2 separate regions of the Mus musculus genome follow, and region 1 is linked to region 2. The links are chromatin contacts, found by POLR2A ChIA-PET in ENCODE. All regions are on one chromosome and are shown on one strand. The core of a region is the stretch at or near the end of the contact, and the rest is flanking DNA. Distances in the headings are between cores, read along the strand shown.

Region 1 (4,887 bases), core at 285-2,784, 43 kb after region 2:
TGCCCTACCTCGCTCACATGGCTGCGCTGGTCAAATAGTTTCATGTGTAGAATCTCACTCCATTATGGCTGGAATGTAAGGAAAAAGAAGAATGGCTCACTGGGTACTCAGGCAAAGGGAGAAGTGGCAATTACGCCAAGGGGATTAAAGGGAGTTTTTCGGGTCCTTCTAGTAGGGGAAAAGAATGTGAATCCCTTTTAAGGGGGAGTAGAACCCCCACTTCACCCCCAATGTACCCTACGGCCCTGGGTCAAGCACACCCATTTCAGGGAAGGCCTTCAGCTTTCCTTCTCGAAGCCTTCCCCCCAACACACACACACACCTCATCTCTGTGGATGACACCCCCTTTTTTCGGGAACGCATAGATTTTTGGGTTCCTCCCCAACACAGACTTCGCATCAATTGGCCCAATCTCTCCAGAGTATCCTGGCTAGGGAAAGGTTTGCGGTATCGGAAGCGAAGAGGCCAAGTCGACCCCGGGAGGCCATTTTCTTCGGCAGAAGCCGAGGTTCGGGGCGAGTCCTTCCTCCTCACCACGCGCTTCCCATCCGGGCTCAGGCGGAGAGCTCGGCCGCGGAGGACCACTTTGCTTTCACCTCTGGTGCGGAGATAGCTCTTGGCCTGGGTGGCTGCTCTCACCTAAGGGCCTCCAGGATAGCCTGAGGACCGACGTCACTCAGGACTCGAACCCGCCCTCTCAGTTCCTGAGGCCTAGTCTGAAGCTGATGCTCGGCAGGCCACCACACTGTCCCTTTAAGGCGGCACTTCTTAATTCATTTGTTTACTTCTTCATGCGCTTTTCGTCTTTTTAATAAATAGTTGTCCAAAATATCCTTCCGCTTATCTCTCTCCAAGAAACCCATCACCTACCTCAGAGACATTATTGTAATTTTAAGAATCCAATGTCAGTAATCACGACTAACAGCTCTCTTTATAGAATTTAATCCTCTTTTACACTTTAGGGACTACTTTTTAGGGACAGACCATTTTTGCATAAGTTGAAAACGGTTTATGGCCATCAGAACCTTTCCGCTGAGAACAGAATATGACAGTAGATTTTCAAACGCACCTTTTAATAAAAATATTCTGTATAAGCTCCCAAAGGTCATGGAATCTTCTTGTATTCCTGAAGCACAATGGTATGGTCCAGAACCCGCCCCATCTCCTCTGTAATTGGTCTTCCTTCCTCGGAGAGACGAATAACTCTTGCCCAATGACTGCTCACGTTTCTTCAGCGAGAGCTAAGCGATGGAAGAAGGCGGCCTGGGAGACGCCCCCTACGCATTCTATGATTGGCTACGTTGCACGGCGCGCGAGGACGGCGGGCCCGAAAGAAGGGAACTACGACTCCCGGCTGCCCCACACCTGGACTCCGTTACGCATGCGCATGGGCGGGGCTTACAAGCTTCTATATATAAGAGGCGCCGAGGGCTTGGAGACAGCAGTTGGAAGTTGGCAGGTGGAAAGTCAGGTTGGGAGGGGAAGCCGGAGGAGGAGGCGGAAGAAGAGCTGTCTGAAGGGGGAGGGAGGGAGGGAGGAAAAGAGGAGGAGGCGGAGGAGAACTGAGCGGAGCATCGAGCCAGAGGGGAGATGAGTTTGTCTGTCCTCGGCTAAGGCTCCGGCCCGGCCTGAGGAACTGGGAGCTCGGGTTGGAGCGACACCCGTGGAAGTGGGAGGTGGCGGCTCTGGGACTTTAACCCCTTGTGGGCTCTGCGGCAGGGGATTTAACCCTTTGTGGATTCGGCCCCTCCGAGGCAGCGTCATCGGGTAGTTTTAACCCTTTCGGGTTGGGTTTAACCCATTGGACTTAAACCTCCTCTCCTTGCGCACCAACTCCTCGTCTGTGGGAGCACTCGGCGGGGAGGCGTGAAGCCCACCCCTCTGCATATTTGCATACGGTGCCTGCTGCTGAACCCCCGGACCTGCTAGTTGGCCACGCTTGTGTGCGCTTAACCCTTTATTGACTGGACTCCAAGTTGCGATTGGAGTTTGCTGACAGGACGGACGGAAGGCGTCACTGCAGAAATTACTGACCGAAGAGGACTTTGTTGGACATATTTTGAAAAGAAAGAAAAACCTCTTTCCTTAAGCCAGAATTTCTCAAACTTCCAGAAGAGAACTCTACTAAGCCATGGCCGAGCCACTCTTGACAGAACATCAACACCAGCCTCAAACTAGCAACTGTACAGGTGCTGCTGTTGTCCATGAAGAGCATACCTCTGAGCGCCCCCCAAGCGCGGAGGAACGGGTGCCCAAGGAGGACAGTAGGTGGCAATCGAGAGCGTCCTTGCAGTCCGGTAGCCGTCCAGGGCAGGAGGGAGAAGGGGGCCTGAAGCACCAGCTGCCCCCATTGCAGACGAATGCCTGTCCAGAATTGAGCTCCCTGGAGAAGGGCGAGAAGGGCCAGAATGGGGAGGACTTATCCACTGGCGGTGCCTCCCCGTCGGCGGAGGGAGAGCCGATGTCAGAGTCCCTCGTGCAGCCAGGTCATGACTCGGAGGCCACCAAGCAGGAGGCTCCTGCCGCCGGAGGCGAGGAGCCATGGGGACAGCAACAGAGACAGCTGGGCAAGAAAAAACATCGGAGACGCCCCTCAAAGAAGAAGCGGCATTGGAAGCCCTACTACAAGCTGACTTGGGAGGAGAAGAAAAAGTTCGACGAGAAGCAGAGCCTGCGAGCTTCGCGGGTTCGAGCCGAGATGTTCGCCAAGGGCCAGCCAGTTGCGCCCTATAACACCACGCAGTTCCTCATGGATGACCACGATCAGGAGGAGCCTGATCTCAAAACCGGCCTTTACCCCAAGCGGGCAGCCGCCAAATCCGACGACACCAGCGATGAGGATTTTGTGGAAGAAGCTGGTGAGGAAGACGGAGGCAGCGATGGCATGGGAGGGGACGGCAGCGAGTTTCTGCAGCGGGACTTCTCGGAGACGTACGAGCGGTACCACGCCGAGAGCCTGCAGAACATGAGCAAGCAGGAGCTCATCAAAGAGTACCTGGAGCTGGAGAAGTGCCTCTCCCGCAAGGAGGACGAAAATAACCGGCTGCGGCTGGAAAGCAAGCGGCTGGGAGGCGTCGACGCGCGAGTGCGGGAGCTCGAGCTAGAGCTGGACCGGCTGCGCGCTGAGAACCTCCAGCTGCTGACCGAGAACGAACTGCACCGGCAGCAGGAGCGAGCGCCTCTTTCCAAGTTCGGCGACTAGACTGAAAACTTTTGGGGGGAGGGGGCAAAGGGGACTTTTTACAGTGCTGGAATGTAACATTATATACATGTGTATATAAGACAGCGGACCTTTTTATGACACATAATCAGAAGAGAAAATCGCCCCGGCTTTGGTTTGGTAAATTTAGCTATGATGTTGCTTGTGTGCTTTCTCCTGTTCTTTAATTATGTGAAACTGAAGGGTTGCTTTTCATGTTTTCCTCCTTAGATGTTGTTTCTTAATGTGCAAGTAATCTGACCAAGTTATAATGCATTTTTCTGTTTTAAAAAAAAAATCCCCTCCTTAAGCGGAGCTATAAGGTGGCCAAATCTGAGACCCATTACATTCATTCTAGTTATAATAAATTTAATGTTTGTAAATGTAACAGTTTCAGTGTGATTTCTAGAGATTAAAAATCGTGCTGGTTTGTGTGACTGCACTTTTGAGGTGGGGTACCAAGATTGTTAAATTTATCTATTTGCAAAAATACTTGAATAGAAGAAATTCAGTTTGTTCCCTCCACCCCCACCAATGGGTTTTTAAATTTTCAAAATACAGTTCAGGTAAAATGTACTCAATGTTGTGCCTGCTTCCTAATGCTGGGGAGTAGAAAGTGGCTACAGGCAGCAGCTTAGCTTGCGCACCTTGATGGCTGTTCAAAAGAGTGCTAACAAAAGTATAAGCCTGATTTGGCAATTGTTAGATAACGAAAAGCCTCATTTCATCTCCACAAGTCAATTTTTCAGTAATCCTGGCTTCCGTCCTAACCACCCCACAAAATTCCAATGGAGTTCCTGTTTGCCTACCTTGGTAAGTAAGGCTCCTGGTAAACTTGCTTTCTTAGTACATCCAAGAGATAGCCAAGATAAACTTGTGAGAAAACATGTTAGCGATATGTTGGACTTCAAATGGCTAAGTGATCTAAGGACTTAGCATCAATGTCTGACACTTAAGTACTTTTTCTATTGAAAATAAGAAAGAAAAGCTGCCCTTTCCATTAGAATCCAACTGAAATTTGAAATGCCCCTTTCTACAAGTAAAGCTGGCTCAGGAGCGGGCTGAGGTCTTTAGATGATGAATACAAACCCTGCATGTTTCCAGTACTGCAGCTATTCTCAATCTCCTGGGCTGCCTGGACAGCTGCCTAGGTTAGGCTGCTCTTGAAAATGCAGGGAGGCTCTGAGAACTAGGCCTTATCACAGAATCAAAATGGTAAACTCAACAGTTCTCTCATGTCAGTATAGTTAATGCAACCCTGTCACCTGACCTGTGTCAGTGTTTCCTTAGGGCAATTATATTGCTAAAATTATTAGCACAACTGGCTCCGTAACTTGGAGTCTTAAAAACCATAGGGGGCCTTGGGGGTCCACAAGCCCCACATAATTGTGTGAATATATATATATATAATATATATATATATATATTGAATATATTATATATATTCAAGTGGGTTCAAGAACTCAGGAGGTTGTCAAATTCCTTGGTGGTTAAAAACCCCTTAGGGCAGGGGCTTCTCAGCCTTCCTGCCAGCTAAATGGTAACAGTGGAGTTGACTGGAACATCAAGAACGAATGCAGCTACAAATCAATAATCAAGAAAAGCTGTGCCAGGAGGACGGCTTGGGACCTTCAAAACCAAGCTTGCTGGTTCTATTCTGGCAGGTGGTCTCCTGCAGAAACTGTAAA
Region 2 (4,833 bases), core at 2,237-4,736:
AGGCCTGAGGCCCCCACTCTAGCCTGTCCCTCTCCCCATGGGCCTGGGGAATAAAGTGGAAAGGTACACTTTTTCTTTACTTTTTTTTTTTAAATAGTTACTCTTCTGCCCTCTTGGGCTCTTCTATAACACAAGTTACAAACCTACTGCCAGGTTTCTCCCAGGGCTCAGCTGCTCCCCACCTGCCTGAGACAGAAAGGGAAGGAGAAGCCAGAAAAGTCCCTTCTAAGGGGAAGGAGGCTCTGGGGTTCTGCTCACCCTGAAAGGAGGCAGTGAAGGTGGCTGTGCCCTTCTCAGGGATGAAGGTTACGATGGCCCCGCTGGAGGGCAGAAGGACACGTGTCCTGCTCCTCAAGTTGACCAGGGAATCTGAGACCACCTCAGAGCCCCAAGGTTGGAGGCCCCTGAAATCCACTGGTCAGGACACCAATCATGGTCCTCTCTCTCACTGAGCAACCAAACAGCTCCTAGCACCCAGGTGTGCACAGCACCTGGTGACCCAGACAGGGACCTGGTGTGAGGGGCTGGGACTCCCATGGTCTTGTGCTCCAGAGAGGGCTCCGTGCCACGACGCCAGCCCTGCTGATGTTAGGGTTAAGTCAGTGACGCCCTCAAGAGTTCTGAATGCGGATGTGCACGAAGAGCGTGGCTGGAGCGAGCGAGGCTCCATCCTTGGACAGCAGGTGGATGTGGCGGTACCCTGGGGGGTAAGGCAGCCACAAGTCAGAGGCTGGGACTCCATCCCGTTCTTCCCTTCCCACTCCCCACCACCCATCATACCTTGCTTCAGGCTGCTGAGAGGCAGTGTAGACTGGCCCACAAAATCATTGGGAGAGGTGGTGTCATAATCTTCTACCACAAACCTGACCAGCACCAGCTCTGGGGCCCGCAGTCGGAACTGCAGAGTCTGCTCCCAGCAGGGGTTGAAGCCTAGGGTACAGGGGTGGTAGTTAGGGTCCACTGGTCCCAGGCTGCTATCCTCCATCAACGGCCCTACCCCCTCCCACAATCAAGCGCTCACTCACCATTGTTGAGGACGTAGTCTGTCTCCTTCTGGGCACAGTCTTCGGGCACCCCGTGGATCTCCACGCGCACCAGAGGATCCACAATGGAGCTGGGCTTCTCTGCGTTCAGCTTGGGTAGCTGCTGGGCCGTTAACACCTAAAGGAGGAAGGGAGGGAGGGCAGCTTCTGCCTGTTCCCCACTAGGACCCATACCCCAACCCTTGCCCCTCTGGAGCTCCAAGTCCCTTGTCCTCACGCTGACACTGTCCTTCCTGCACAAATGCTCACCCGTGGGCTGCCCTCATGCCAGGCCCATTCCTGGCCTCCCTTGTCTTTCTTCCCCTCAGACTGGTGCCTCCCCAGAGCTAGCCTTGACCTGAGGTGGAGACTTGGACCAGCCGACTCACCTGGATTGCCAGAGTAGTTCTGGGGGGTCCAGGGCACTCAGGGTCAAAGGTGGTGTTGAGTTGCCTGAGGTAAGCAGGTTTGAGGACGTAGCCACATTGCCCGTTTATGAGGAAGCGCCCTGTGTTGAGGTCCATCTCATAACCAGGAGTCTGAAAGTTCAGAGCCACTGTGGAGTAGACAACAGGGTCGAATAGGAGCATTTTAGTGGCTTTCTCCTCCCCTCAGATTCAGAAAAGCCAGGCTGGACAGATGGTAATGCCCAGTCCCTGTTGAGACCTATTGAGGAGGGGACCATGCAGTCACCTCCTCCCTGCATTTCTTCAAGAACAGCGAAGTGGGGTTGGAGGGGGGATGTGATGACAAAGACTCCCACCCCTGCCCCCACCGCCCACCCCTCGGATCAGAGCCAAGACCTGAAAAAGCTTGGCATTGCTTATCTACCTCCAAAGGGAACATGGTCTCCTTTGGCCAGGCCCTTTCTCCCAGAATCTGTTCATCTCAGTATTTACTTGGCAAAATCGTCAGGTAAGGGAGTGTGTGAGTGTGAGTGTGTGTGAGTGTGTGTGTGTGTGTGTGTGTGTGTGTACATGTGGAAATAAAGGTTTTGAATTCCTTTCTTGCTAGTTTTGTTTGTTTCGGTCCAGTCTGACCACATAACCCAGGTTAGCCTCTATAACAAAGCTGGGCTTGAATTCATCGCTCTCTTGCCTCTGCTCCCTGCGTGCCGGGGTTACAGGTATGTGCCACCACCCCAGCCAGTTGTTAATGTCAACCTTCAGAAAAATCTAACTTGTGGGAGCTGAGGAAACAGCTCAGGGAATAAAGGGCTTGCTGGGCAAGCATGAGGCCCCACGTTTGAATCCCCAGAACCTATGAAAAAGCCAGGCCTAGCAGTATGTCTCTCTGAGCTCAGGGTTGTGGAGGCAGAGGTAGGTGGATTCTGGGATAGGGGCGGGGGAAGGTCACTACTCACCCAGCCTAGCTAAAAGAGCAAACCCCAGGGATAGTGAAAGACCTTGTCTGACAAACTAAGGTGACAGAGAGATGACTCTTAGCAGTTGGGGACAGAGCACGTGAATTCGGTCCCCAGAACCCATGTGGTGTCTCACAGCTGTCTGTAACTGTAGTTCCAGAGAGTCCAGAGCCCTCTCTGGCCTCCACAGGCATGTATGTGATGCAGATGCTTGCATAGCAACACAGATGCTTGCATAGCAACACTCCTACACAAAAAAGGGGAGATCTGAAAAGATACCCCACGTTGGCCTCTACTCTGCATCCACGCACACATGTGTGCACACACGCACACACAGGAACATACAAAACCAAGTAACTTTCTCTTAGGTATTTTTAAACTGTCTCATGTAACCCAGGCTGGCCTCAGACTCATTAAGTAGCCAAGGAGGAACATGAACTACTGCACCCCCTGCCTTCTACCACCCAAGTACCACACAGAAATATAACTTTTGGCCTGGCAGTGTGGCGCATGCTGTTAATCTCAGTACCCAGGAGGCAGAGGCAGGTGAAGCTAGTCTGGTCTGCACAGTGAGTTCTAGGACAGTCAGAGACTTTGTCTCAAAAAAAGAAAAAAAGAAAAAGAAAAAGAAAAACTATTTTTTTGCTGACCCTGTTGTGCTCACCTTTGACCCAGCCCTGGGAAGACAGAGGCAGAGGAGTGGAAAGCCAGCCAGGGCTGCATAGCGAGACTCTGGCTCAACAAAACAAAATGTCACTTCCTTACTGCCAGGAACGAATGAACCTACATTTCAGACAGCCTGTTAACCACCAATGCATTCCCACCTTCTAGAAAGCTGTGTGGCGGGCTGGCAAGATGGCTCAGCGGTTAAGAGCACTGACTGCTCTTTCAGAGGTCCTGAGTTCAAATCCCAGCAATCACATGGTGGCTTACAACCATCTATAATGAGATCTGATGCCCTCTTCTAGTGTGTCTGAAGATAGCTACCGTGTACTTACATATAATAAATAAAACTAGATTACTTTAAAAAAGAAAGAAAGAAAGCTGTGTGGCTGCCCACTGCTGAAATACCCATCCCCGCCCAGAGACTTCCCTGCCTGCAGCCCCGCTCACCCAGCTGACAGCCGGAGTTCCACATCTCCTGGGGGTTATAGTTGGCTGAGTTCATCCGCAGCCCCAGTGGGTACACTCGGGTCAGTTGCTGAGTGTTGTGCCTGACAAAGCTGGTCCCTGGGGCAGAGTTGGGACAGGATTATGATAGGACCCAGGCTCCTGTCCCTGGCCCAGTTCCAGGCCCTATAATCCTGCCCCCACACATACTTCACCCCAGCTTCCCTCTCTCCTGAACTATGGTGAGACTAGAAAGAGGGGGTTGCTGAGGACCAGATAGAGGCAGGGACACCTGGCAGCCACACAGCCTGACTGCGGCCTACACTGAATGCCGGTCCCTGTCACTCACTCTGCCCACACCCTTAGCCATGCCTTAGGTTCCTGGGACTCTTACAGTGGCCATGCCTCTAGGTCTTCCTATGACCTGTTCCTCCTCTCTGGAGTCCTTTCCTCTTCTGCTTCCTCCCTCCTCTGCAGTGACGTCTTCTCAGACATGGGATGAACCATGAAGCCTTCCTGGTCTCATACCCTCCAGGCTCTGCTGGCCCCTGGCACTAGCCTGGCTGCCTGGCCCGTGCCTTGACCACCATTTGGTTATGACCGTGGTGAAGGCAACTCCAAACCTCTCTCCTCTGTGGCTCTGCGCCCACACTTAGCCTGGAGCCAGGCCCCCATAAAGTCAGAGTCTTTACCTGGTCCCCCTAAGTCCTCAGCCCTCTGAAATCTTGAGAACACTCTAGGATACCCATCCTCCACCCACCACCACCATCACCACCCAAGCCCGGAAGGCTCCATGCTCTCCTGTCCCCAGATATCCAGAGTTCTGGTTCCTACCTGCCTCCCTGGTGAACTTCCTGGCCTTGCGCTCGCTGAGGGAGCCAACCGTGCAAGACTGAGGCGGGCCAGGACTGGGATCCAGGGTCCGCAGGCGGGTAGCACAGCAATACACAGCCAGCGCTGAGAGCTCTGGGGAGATCTGCTTGGCCTGGGAAACCAGCCTCAGTGGGGATCACTAAGCTCAAGAGCCCCTCCCCCACCCCACCTCCCTTTCCTTCCCACCCTTCTCTGCTGCCCCATCCCCTGGCCCGCAGCAGGACCCAGCCTGCTGACCCAGTTGTCAAGACACACTCACTCGACTCCTCTGCTCTGCAGCTTCCAAGGCCTCTTCCGCCTCCTCTTCCTCCTCCTCTTCCTCCTCCCTGTCTGACAGAATTCGACCATCCTCACTCCGAGCAGCTGGCAGCTTCTTCCCCTTCACCAAGATCCGGCCCTTGAGCTGCTGTAGAGGCCAAGGGAAGACAGGTGAAGCCCTCAGGCAGCCCTTCAGCGGGGTGGTCA

What was found. ChIA-PET counts read pairs that join two places held with the same protein, here RNA polymerase II (POLR2A).
Region 1: POLR2A ChIA-PET joins it to region 2 with 15 read pairs in embryonic stem cell. The contact joins the promoter of Hexim1 here to the enhancer-like site in region 2. POLR2A ChIA-PET finds 5 or more read pairs at or near these places in 4 of 5 experiments (Patski and embryonic stem cell).

The regions. Positions count from the first base shown.
Region 1 is chr11:103,114,791-103,119,677 of GRCm38, forward strand. It overlaps Hexim1 (hexamethylene bis-acetamide inducible 1), which reads left to right and starts at 1,535. Exons shown (of 1, transcript NM_138753.2): 1 at 1,535-4,887. The coding sequence starts at 2,132. The coding sequence ends at 3,202.
Region 2 is chr11:103,070,230-103,075,062 of GRCm38, forward strand. Plcd3 (phospholipase C, delta 3) reads right to left here. Exons shown (of 15, transcript NM_152813.3): 9 at 4,628-4,774; 10 at 4,330-4,480; 11 at 3,499-3,615; 12 at 1,412-1,578; 13 at 1,026-1,161; 14 at 781-930; 15 at 67-700. The coding sequence ends at 612. Among named protein-coding and RNA genes, the nearest start is that of Gm42090, 25 kb to the left of the region's middle. Within about 2 kb of position 3,487, at least 1 of the 3 ENCODE cell types and tissues checked has a DNase peak (open chromatin) inside an H3K27ac peak, as active enhancers do.